Regions from separate parts of the Homo sapiens genome. Here region 1 is linked to region 2. A link is a contact called in ENCODE Hi-C or POLR2A ChIA-PET data. All regions are on one chromosome and are shown on one strand. The core of a region is the stretch at or near the end of the contact, and the rest is flanking DNA. Distances in the headings are between cores, read along the strand shown.

What was found. A loop is a pair of places that touch in the nucleus more often than their neighbours do. ChIA-PET counts read pairs that join two places held with the same protein, here RNA polymerase II (POLR2A). Pooled maps may share reads with other maps.
Region 1: a loop to region 2 is called in a map of GM12878, with 5 times the contacts of the local background. The contact joins two enhancer-like sites. A Hi-C loop is called at or near these places in 5 of 168 maps with a recorded cell type or tissue (GM12878, cardiac septum, colonic mucosa and 2 more), 28 of 37 single-sample maps with no recorded cell type and 9 of 50 pooled maps. POLR2A ChIA-PET finds 5 or more read pairs at or near these places in 5 of 52 experiments (GM10248, GM12878, OCI-LY7 and 2 more).

What each region holds. Positions count from the first base shown.
Region 1 is chr1:236,158,965-236,163,432 of GRCh38, reverse strand. All of the region lies in intron 1 of GPR137B (G protein-coupled receptor 137B), which reads right to left. Among named protein-coding and RNA genes, the nearest start is that of GPR137B, 19 kb to the right of the region's middle. RefSeq lists enhancers at 3,108-3,157, 3,248-3,697, 3,798-3,847. Within about 2 kb of position 3,217, at least 5 of the 41 ENCODE cell types and tissues checked have a DNase peak (open chromatin) inside an H3K27ac peak, as active enhancers do; they include GM12878, where a contact is called at or near this core.
Region 2 is chr1:236,117,176-236,122,264 of GRCh38, reverse strand. No RefSeq gene overlaps it. Among named protein-coding and RNA genes, the nearest start is that of GPR137B, 23 kb to the left of the region's middle. RefSeq lists an enhancer at 1,468-1,587. Within about 2 kb of position 1,529, at least 3 of the 41 ENCODE cell types and tissues checked have a DNase peak (open chromatin) inside an H3K27ac peak, as active enhancers do; they include GM12878, where a contact is called at or near this core.

The sequences.
Region 1 (4,468 bases), core at 1,968-4,467, 39 kb before region 2:
AAAACCAATCATGCCTTCCCAACAGTCCCCAAAAGTCTTAACTCATTTCAGCATTAACCCAAAAGTCCACAGTCCAAAGTTTCATCTGTGATAAGGCAAGTCCCTTCTGCCTATGAGCCTGTAAAATCGAAAGCAAGCTAGTTACTTCCTAGATACAATGGAGATACAGGCATTGGGTAAATACAGCCGTTCCAAGTGGGAGAAAGTGGCCAAAACAAAGTGGTTACAGGGCCCATGCAAGTCTGAAATCCAGCAGGTCAGTCAAAGTTTAAAGCTCCAATATGATCTCCTTTGACTCCAAGTCTCACATCCAGGTCACAGTGATGCAAGAGGTGGGTTCCCATGGTCTTGGGCAGCTCCACCCCTGTGGCTTTGCAGGGTACAGCCTCTCTCCCGGCTGCTTTCACGGGCTGGTGTTGAGTGTCTGTGGCTTTTCCAGGAGCGCAGTGCAAGCTGTCGGTGGATATACCATTCTGAGGTCTGGAGGACAGTGGCCCTCTTCTCACAGCTCCGCTAGACAGTGCCCCAGTAGGGACTCTGTGTGGGGGCTCCGACCCCACATTTCCCTTCTGCACTGCCCTAGCAGAGCTTCTCCATGAGGGCCCCACCCCCACAGCAAACTTTTGCCTGGGCATCCAGGCATTTCCATACATCTTCTGGAATCTAGGCGGAGGTTCCCAAACCTCAGACCTTGACTTCTGTGCACCTGCAGGCTCAATAACACATGGAAGCTGCCAAGGCTTGGGGCTTCCACCCTCTGAAGCCACAGCCCGAGCTCTACGTTGGCCCCTTTCAGCCATGGCTGGAGCAGCTGGGACACAGGGCACGAAGTCCCTAGGCTGCACACAGCATGGGGACCCTGGGCCCAGCCCACAAAAGGGACTTAAGGCTTATGATGGGAAGGGCTGCCATGAAGGTCTCTGACATGGCCTGGGGACATTTTCCCCATGGACTTGGGGATTAACGTTAGGCTCTTTGCTACTTATACACATTTCTGTAGCGTGCTTGAATTTCTTCCCAGAAAATGGGTTTTTCCTTTCTATTGTATAGTCAGGCTGCAAATTTTCTGAATTTTTATGTTCTGTTTCCCTTTTAAAACTGAATGCCTTTAAGAGTACTGAAGTCACCTCTAAATGCTTTGCTGCTCAGAAATTTCTTCTGCCAGATACCCTAAATCATCTCTCTGAAGTTCAGTGTTCCACAAATCTCTAGGGCAAGGGTAAAATGCCACCAATCTCTTTGCTAAAACATAACCAGAGTCACCTTTGCTCCAGTTCCCAAAAAGTTCCTCATCTCTATCTGAGACCACCTCAGCCTGGATTTTATTGACCATATCACTATCAGCATTTTGGGCAAAGCCATTCAATAAGTCTCTAGAAAGTTCCAAACTTTCCCACATTTTCCTGTCTTCTTCTGAGCCCTCCAACTGTTGTAATCTCTGTCTGTTACCCAGTTCCAAAGTTGCTTCACATTTTTGGGTATCTTTTCAGCAACACCCCACTCCTGGTACTAATTTACTGTATTAGTCCATTTTCACACTGCTGATAAAGACATACCCGAGACTAGGAAGAAAAAGAGGTTTAATTGGACTTAACAATTCCACATGGCTGGGGAGGCCTCAGAGTCATGGCAGGAGGCAAAAGGCATTTCTTACATGGCGGCGGCAAGAGAAAAAAAATGAGGAGGAAGCAAAAGCAGAAACCCCTGATAAACCCATCAGATCTTGTGAGACTTATTCACCATCACAAGAATAGCATGGGAAAGACCAGCCCCCATGATTCAATTACCTCCCTGTGGGTCCCTCCCACAACACTTGGAAATTCTGGGAGATACAATTCAAGTTGAGATTTGCATGGGGATGCAGCCAAACCATAACAGGAGGTGTGAAAAGCGTGTGGAGATGTGGGAGGCGTGAGAAGGTGTGAGTGGGAGGCGTGAGGAGGTGTGAAGTGTGTGTGGAGGTGTGAGGAGATGTGATGTGTGGAGGTGTGAAAAGTGCATGGAGGCGTGGGAAGCATGAGGAGGTGTGAACCTGCATGTGGACTTAGGAGCAGTGAGGGAGGGGGTGAGGAGAGAAGGTGCTGCAGGAGCCCGGAGCTGGGGAGGGCAGCAGAAGGTCGGGCTGGGGTGTGGACCAGCCAGGAAGAGGCCGCTGTCCAGGGTAAGGGTGCGGAGAGCTTCGGGGGAGCATTGGCACAGCTGAAATGCAGACCTGTGCTGTGAGAGAGGTCCCTGGGATACAGAGCAGAGCAAAGGCTGCAGACCATGGGTTGACAGAGAAGGTGAAAATGAAGGCAAATCAGAGGCCCAACACAGATTCATGATGCCTGGGCCTGGAGGGCGTGGCGGGGAATTGGAGGGTGACCACTAAGAGGCACGGGGTTCCTTCTGGGATGGAAAAGGTCTACAGTGGACTGTGGGGTCACTGCGCAACTCTGAATGTGGTACACTTCGAGATGGGGACAGCACAGAAAATGTGAATTATACCTCAATAAAGCTGTTATTTAAAAAAAAACAAAAAGACAAAAAAAAAACTAAGAGTAGGGAGGAGGTCAAAGAGCAGTCCCCTCAGTGGTCAAGGCCTCAAAGACTGCAGGGGAGAGAGGCCCCGGGCAGGAGACAGTCAGGGTGTCCAGTGCGGCTGACAGGCTGGACCACTTCACCTTAAGCTGCCACAGGGCCTGGCCAAGGGCAGGCTCGACTGACGGGGAGGCTGGAGGGGGAACAGGCAGACCCTGGATGGCAGCAGGAGGAAGTGGGAGCAGTGAGTCAATTCAAGAGCATAAACTGCTTTCCAAAAGCGCATGTTTGTGAAATGCAAGAAAGAGGTTATTCAGGGGGTCCAGACCTTGTTTTTAAGATGGGGAGACCTGAGCATGCTTGTGGACAGACAGAAGGAGCCTGGGTCCCGAGAAGGGCAGACAGGGAGAGGCAGGAGGCAGGGAAGGGTGGAGGGCTGAGAAACTGAGGCAGCAAGGAGGGGTCTGAGGGAACATGGCAGGGACAGCCATGGGAGTGCCATCTGCCTAATGACAGGGACCCCGGGGAAGTGAGGTTGGGTTGGAGAGTCCCAGCTGCTTCTTGGGGAACCCGATCAGGAACTGAATGGTGGTAAATGAGCCCCACTTCCTTTCCCTCCCCTTCCTTGGGCTCCACACAGCCTATGAAAACACCGGGGTTTTTCAGGGCTTCCCCCGTTGTGGCAAGAAGGATGGGAGGACAGGGGAGGGGAGCAGAATCAGGCCTGAAGGAGAAAGAAGAAATTGCAGCAACTTTGATCAGAAACCCTGAAGTTTGTCATCTGGTGAAAATAAAGCATTTCTCCCTAATGGCAAATTCCTTTCGGTTTTAGCATCGTTTCTTCTGCTTTTGAAAGTCCCACCTAGAACCTCAGAACCTAGAATAGATCTGGGGATGACGCTGTGGGTGATGCTGGCTTTTTGACTTGTTGAAGGCTGAGCCACGGCTGGGAGATGTCCCCAGCTGGCCGCTGTCAGGCGCTGGGGAATGTTCGAGAGCCCTCATGGGCTTTCCGCACCACCCGCTCCCACAGTGGGCCAAGGCCTCCTCATCCCGGACCTGTGGGCGACTTGTGCCCCCTTGGTAACCCAGGCCTTCACCCCATCCTTTCGGATGACACAGGAAGGCCTAGAGCTCTGCATGTGACGTACTTGTTTCGACAGAAGCATAAAGGCCTTTGAGCAGCTGCTGGACTCTGCCCCCTGCCCTCATAAATCAGTCTGTTCACGCGTCACTGATTTGTTCCCACCCTTTGAACTCCCGCTTGCCTATTTTTTTTCTTTTCTTTTTTTTTTTCCTGCAACCTCTGCCTCCCAGGTTCAAGTGATTCTCCTGCCTCAGCCTCCCGAGTAGCTGGGATTACAAGCACCCGCCACCATGCCTGGCTCATTTTTGTATTTCTACAAATACAAAAAGAGACGGGGTTTCACAATGTTGATCAGGCTGGTCTTGAACTCCTGATCTCGTGATCCGCCTGCCTCGGCCTCCCAAAGTGCTGGGATTACAGGCATGAGCCACCCCGCCAAGCCTATTTTTTCAACTACTAACTCAAGTTGACATTTGCTGTCTTACAATCTTTCTGTTTGTTTGTTTGTTTTTAAGAGGCGGGGTCTTGCTGTCACCCAGGCTGGAGTGCAGTGGTGCCATCATAGCTCATTGCAGCCTCCATCTTCCTGGGCTCCAGGAATCCTCCTGCCTTAACTTCCTGAGTAGCTGAGACTATGTACAGGTGCAGCCCAAATGCCTGGCTAATTTGTCTTATTTTTTAGAGATGATGTCTCCCTACATTGCCCAGGCTGGTCTTGAACTCCTAGACTCAAGTGATCCTCCCATCTCGGCCTCCTGAGTAGCTGGGTTACAATCATTTTTACTAATGTCTTAGTGGTGTTTCTGGCAGAAATGTCCCCTGCTATTCTTTGTGGGTATGACAGTGTCTCCTGTGCAGTCA
Region 2 (5,089 bases), core at 280-2,779:
CTCAAATGAGCCTATGAGTACACGTTGTAGTAAGTCCGATGAAGAGGAAAAAGAGATGCTACGAGGAGGAATAGCCAGGGACAACACTTGGGCTTGGGTGGTCAGGGGAAGCTCTGGCTCATTGACATTCAGCTGAGATCCACCGAGCTACGAGAGGGCTGTTGAGGTGTGGACAGGACTGTAAAAGGGAAGGGTCATTCCTTGAGCCCAAAGCCTGTGGTCTTCTAATACAATGTCATTCGTGGGTTCCCTGTTGGCTCATCAGCTACCAAGCTTGGTACCAGGCAATTTGGGATAGGATGAAAACAAAGTCGAAAACATGCTCTTTGACCCCAAAAAACTTACCTCCTAATTGGAGAAGTGAAAATAACCCAGAAACAACCACAGAGTGCTTTAGAGAGTCATGGGATATGGCCGGGCATGGTGGCTCACGCCTGTAATCCCAGCATTTTGGGAGGCTGAGGCGGGTGGATCACCTGAGGTCAGGAGTTCAAGACCACCCTGGGCAACATGGTGAAACCCCATCTCTACTAATAATACAAAAATTAGCTGGGCATGGTGGCGCGTGCCTGTAATCCCAGCTACTCGGGAGGCTGAGGCAGGAGAATCGCTTGAACCCGGGAGGCAGAGGCTGTGGTGAGCCGAGGTCGTGCCGCTGCACTCCAGCCTGGGCAACAACAGCAAACTCCATCTCCAAAACAACAACAACAAAAAAGAGTCTTGGGTTAGGGGAGGAAAGAAGGAGAGATGCAACCAGGTGTGATTGATTTAGCAGGTGGAAAAGTGGGGAAGGCCTACCAGGCAGAGAATCGAGGTGGGTAGACTAGTCTCGTGGAGACAGACCATGGTCCTGGAGTCATTGATGTTGAATCCCAGCTCCTCCGTGTGCCCGCTGGGTGACACTGGGCAAGTTATTTTTTCTGTCCAAACTTCAGTCTTCTAATCTGGAAATCAAGTTATGTTTTCTACTTCTTATGTGGCTGCAAACATTAAATGAAGTAAGATGAATGTAGGATTTTGGAGAACGAAATGCCTGTGGCCCACAGCTGCCTACGATGTAGGGGTGGCACATCTCCCGGGGGGCGAAGCTGGGTGAATTTCCAGTGTCAGCTGCAACCACCAGCTCAGCCTCCTGCTTAGTAACCATCTTTACGACTACAGACAGCAGTCCTCATCTCTGCCCCCTAATTAGCAGTCCTAACTAAGTGATAGGTGGGTTTGGTGGAAACCACACACAACTACCGAGGAAACCAGCTGGGTTTGTCAAAGGAAACCAATCTCCCTGTCCCTCTCCGTGCCCCTCTCTGTTCCCCTCTCCCTCCCCACTTCTCTTCCCTTTCCTTCTCTGCAGTGACCTAGGATCTCACTCAGTACAGCCGGCTTTCAAAGAACTCTAGGCAGAATCGCTCTCTCCTCGATGAGTCAAATCTAAGGCCATTTATCTCAACCCGTAACGTGAAAATAGTGAAAATCAAGAGTGAAACAGAAGTTGTTTCCTCTCGAGAATCAAGAGTGAAACGAAAGTTATATTTCCTCTAGAGAATCAAGAGTGAAATGGAAGTTGTTTCCTCTAGAGAAGCCCCTTGAATAACTTGGACATTTCTATCAGCAACCGTCTTCTAGAATCAGGTCACAATCAAGGGTGAGGGGAGAAGTCTGTGATTCCCAGCACCATGAGAGGATGCAGCCACCACTTTGATACCTTGGAAAATGTGGATCAGTTTAATCTGAAAAATGTTGAACAATCTTCAAACACAGATGTCCCCACTTTCTGGATTTTCGGGTTGAAAGAGATGGAAAATACTCCTTTGTTTTACACCTGAAGGCTGCTGGGCCTTCTGAGATCTGCTAGTCAGCGGCAGATGTAGAAAAAACCAGGACTCAAGTTTTCTGATGCAGAGATGTCTTTCAGCCGCACCGCTCTGCCTGTGTCTCGGTCTGGTGTGGGCTCATCTAAAGCAGCAAGCTCTCGTAGACTGTGATCCGGAGGCGGGAAGCATCCCCCTCTCCACCCTCCTTAAAATGCCTCCCCCTAAGAAGTCTTTCTACTCCAGTCCAGGATTACAACACTTACTTTATTTCCTTTATTTTCTTAGGACCATGCAGAGACTGCGTACATTTCCTCTAAGGCTTTGTCACCCCGTGAGGTCCCTCAGTAGAAAGGATGTTTACATAGTGGGAAGGGTCAGAACTTTCCAAGACCTGATGTCCAGTCCTTACTCTGCCCCTTACTGATTTTCACTCCATCGAGACAATGATCTCTTTTCTAGAGCAGCGCACATTTATTTATTCATTGTCCAAATATAAGGTACACTAAGCACTGAGACATAAAGAGGACAAGCAAGACCTCCCCGACGCCCCTACCCCTGCTTCCAGGACCTTGCTCTGTTGTGGAGACAGATGGGCACACGGGCAACTACATCATATGTTCTAGGATAAAGCGACCATGTATGCAGAGACAGGGAGGCATGAGGCAGCCTGGGCTTCCAGCACTGGGACTGCAGACGGTTCTACTGCAGACTGTAAAGGGGTGGAGTGGGATGGGGATATTGTTAGAGGTCACCAGGGGCCAGATGACAAGGGACATCCTATATCTAACTAAAGAGGTTAGATGTTATCATGTCAGCTCAGGCCGCCCTTGTAGACTTGAGGGCAGGATCACACTTTCCTGGTAGAAAGATCGTAGTTGTCTAATTAGCAAGGCCAGAGGCAGGCAAACCAGGCAAGTGCTTATTGAAACGTTGCAGGGAGTGAGGATGAGTTCCTGAGGCAGGAGAAGGAGAAGCCTGAAGAAAAGAACCTGCTTGAGTCCAGGAGTTCGAGACCAGCCTGGGCAACATAGCGAGACCCTGTCTCTATCTAAAAAATAAAATAAAATAAAAAGGGGAGACTAATTTAAAAACATGAAAAGAGGCCGGGTGGTAGCTCACGCCTGTAATCCCAGCTACTTGAGAGGCTGAGGCAGGAAAATCGCTTGAGCCAGGGAGGTGGAGGTTGCAGTGAGCCGAGATCACGCCATTGCACTCCAGCCTGGGTGACAGAGCGAGACTCCGTCTCAAAACATAAAAACATGAAAAGGGGCCAGGCACAGTGGCTTACGCCTGTAATCCCAGCACTTTGGGAGGCCGAGGCCCGCAGATCAACTGAGGTCAGGAGTTCAAGGCCAGCCTGGCCAATGTGGTGAAACCCCATCTCTTACTAAAAATACAAAAATTTAGCCTGGCGGGTTGGTGAGCGCTTGTAATCCCAGCTACTCGGGAGACTGAGGCAGGAGAATTACTTGAACCAGGGAGGTGGAGGTTGCAGTGAGCCGAGACCTACCCCTTACTGATTTTCACTCCATTGAGACAATGATCTCTTTTCTAGAGCAGCGCACATTTATTTATTCATTGTCCAAATATAAGGTACACTAAGCACTGAGACATAAAGAGGACAAGCAAGACCTCCCCCACGCCCCCGACCTCTGCTTCCAGGACCTTGCTCTGTTGTGGAGACAGATGGGCACACAGGCAGCTACATCATAAGTTCTAGGATAAAGCAACTGCTGTCCAGCCTAGGAAACAGAGCGAGACTCCGTCTCAAAACAACAAAAAGAAACAAAACAATCAAACAGAAAAACATGAAAAGAAAAGGACAAGAAAACACCCAAGAATTAGTAGTAGGAAACTCAAGACAGAGAGTATTATGGAAACCTGGGGAGGAGATAATTTCTAAGAGAGATTGGAAAACAAGATTGTCAAATGCTGCAGACCAGAAACAAGACAAGACCAGGAAGCAGCCCATGAAACTCAGCCCCCAGGAGGCCTTTGACAGCCTGAAGGGAGTCAGTTCCAGGACAGCCACGGGCAAAAGCCAGAGTGCAAGTGTTAAAGAGAAAACACAAAAGCAAGGTAAGGAAGAAAGCCTCAGTTTCCTCACCTGACGATGAGGACGGCAATAAAATGTTATGAGACTATGGATTCAAAAGCTTCAAAAGCTTACCCACGGATGATTAAGAAGTTCCGGAGCTGGATGGTGGTGACAGTTGCAACGACATCGTGAAGGGACTTAAAGGCACTGGATTTTACACTTAAAATGATTTAAATAATACATTTTGCCTTATGTATATCACCCCACTGAATTGTACACTTAAAATGATTTAAATGATACATTTTGTCTTATGTATATTTTACTGCAATTTTTAAAGGGGAAGAAAAGCTTACAGAAAATGGCAGTGTTCTGTGCAGGTGTTGTTTATTTATTTAGAAGGCTAAGAAGGAGAGCTCGTGCTGAAAGCTTGGGAGAGGTAAGGGGCTGAATGATCAGGAGTTTCAGGTGTGGGGAAAGCGCAGAGGAAAGGAGGCCACACCCCGCTCAGGTAACAGGTCCAGGCTGATCCCTGATAGGTGTCGTAAGATATCAGAGTCAGAACTGACTGTGGCCCCGCAATCGAAGTGTCTTATTTTGCCAGGGAGGCTAAAGGGAGAAGGGGAGGCAGCGACTTCTCAGAAGCAGCACCGCCATCCTCACCTAGGTATAGGGTCCTCTGAGGACCAAATGAGAAACTGCTTGTGAAAACCCTGGGTGAAATACTGCATACTAGAGGATCAGGAGGTAGACTACCATCAGCGTCCCCCGACCTTACAATGTTGCATTGTAGTAATTAATACAATATGAAATCATTTTTATGTTATTGAGAAGAATTTGGAAAATATAGAAAACCATGGAATAAAATTAAAAATAATCATTGTTGGCCAGGCGCAATGGCTCACACCTGTAATCCCAGCACTTTGGGAGGCCGAGGTGGGCGGATCATGAGGTCTAGGAGTTTGAGACCAGCCTGGCCAATATGGTGAAACCCCGTCTCTACTAAAAATACAAAAATTACCCGGACGAGGTGGCTCGTGCCTGAAGTCCCAGCTACTCGGGAGGCTGAAGCAGAAGAATCACTTGAACCCGGGAGATGGAGGTTGCAGTGAGCCGAGATGGTGCCACTGCACTCCAGCCTGAGTGACAGAGCGAGACTCCATCTCAAAAATAAAAAATAACCATTGTCTCTCAACTTGACACTTTTTTTTTTCTTTCTGGAGACAGGGTCCTGCTCTTTTGC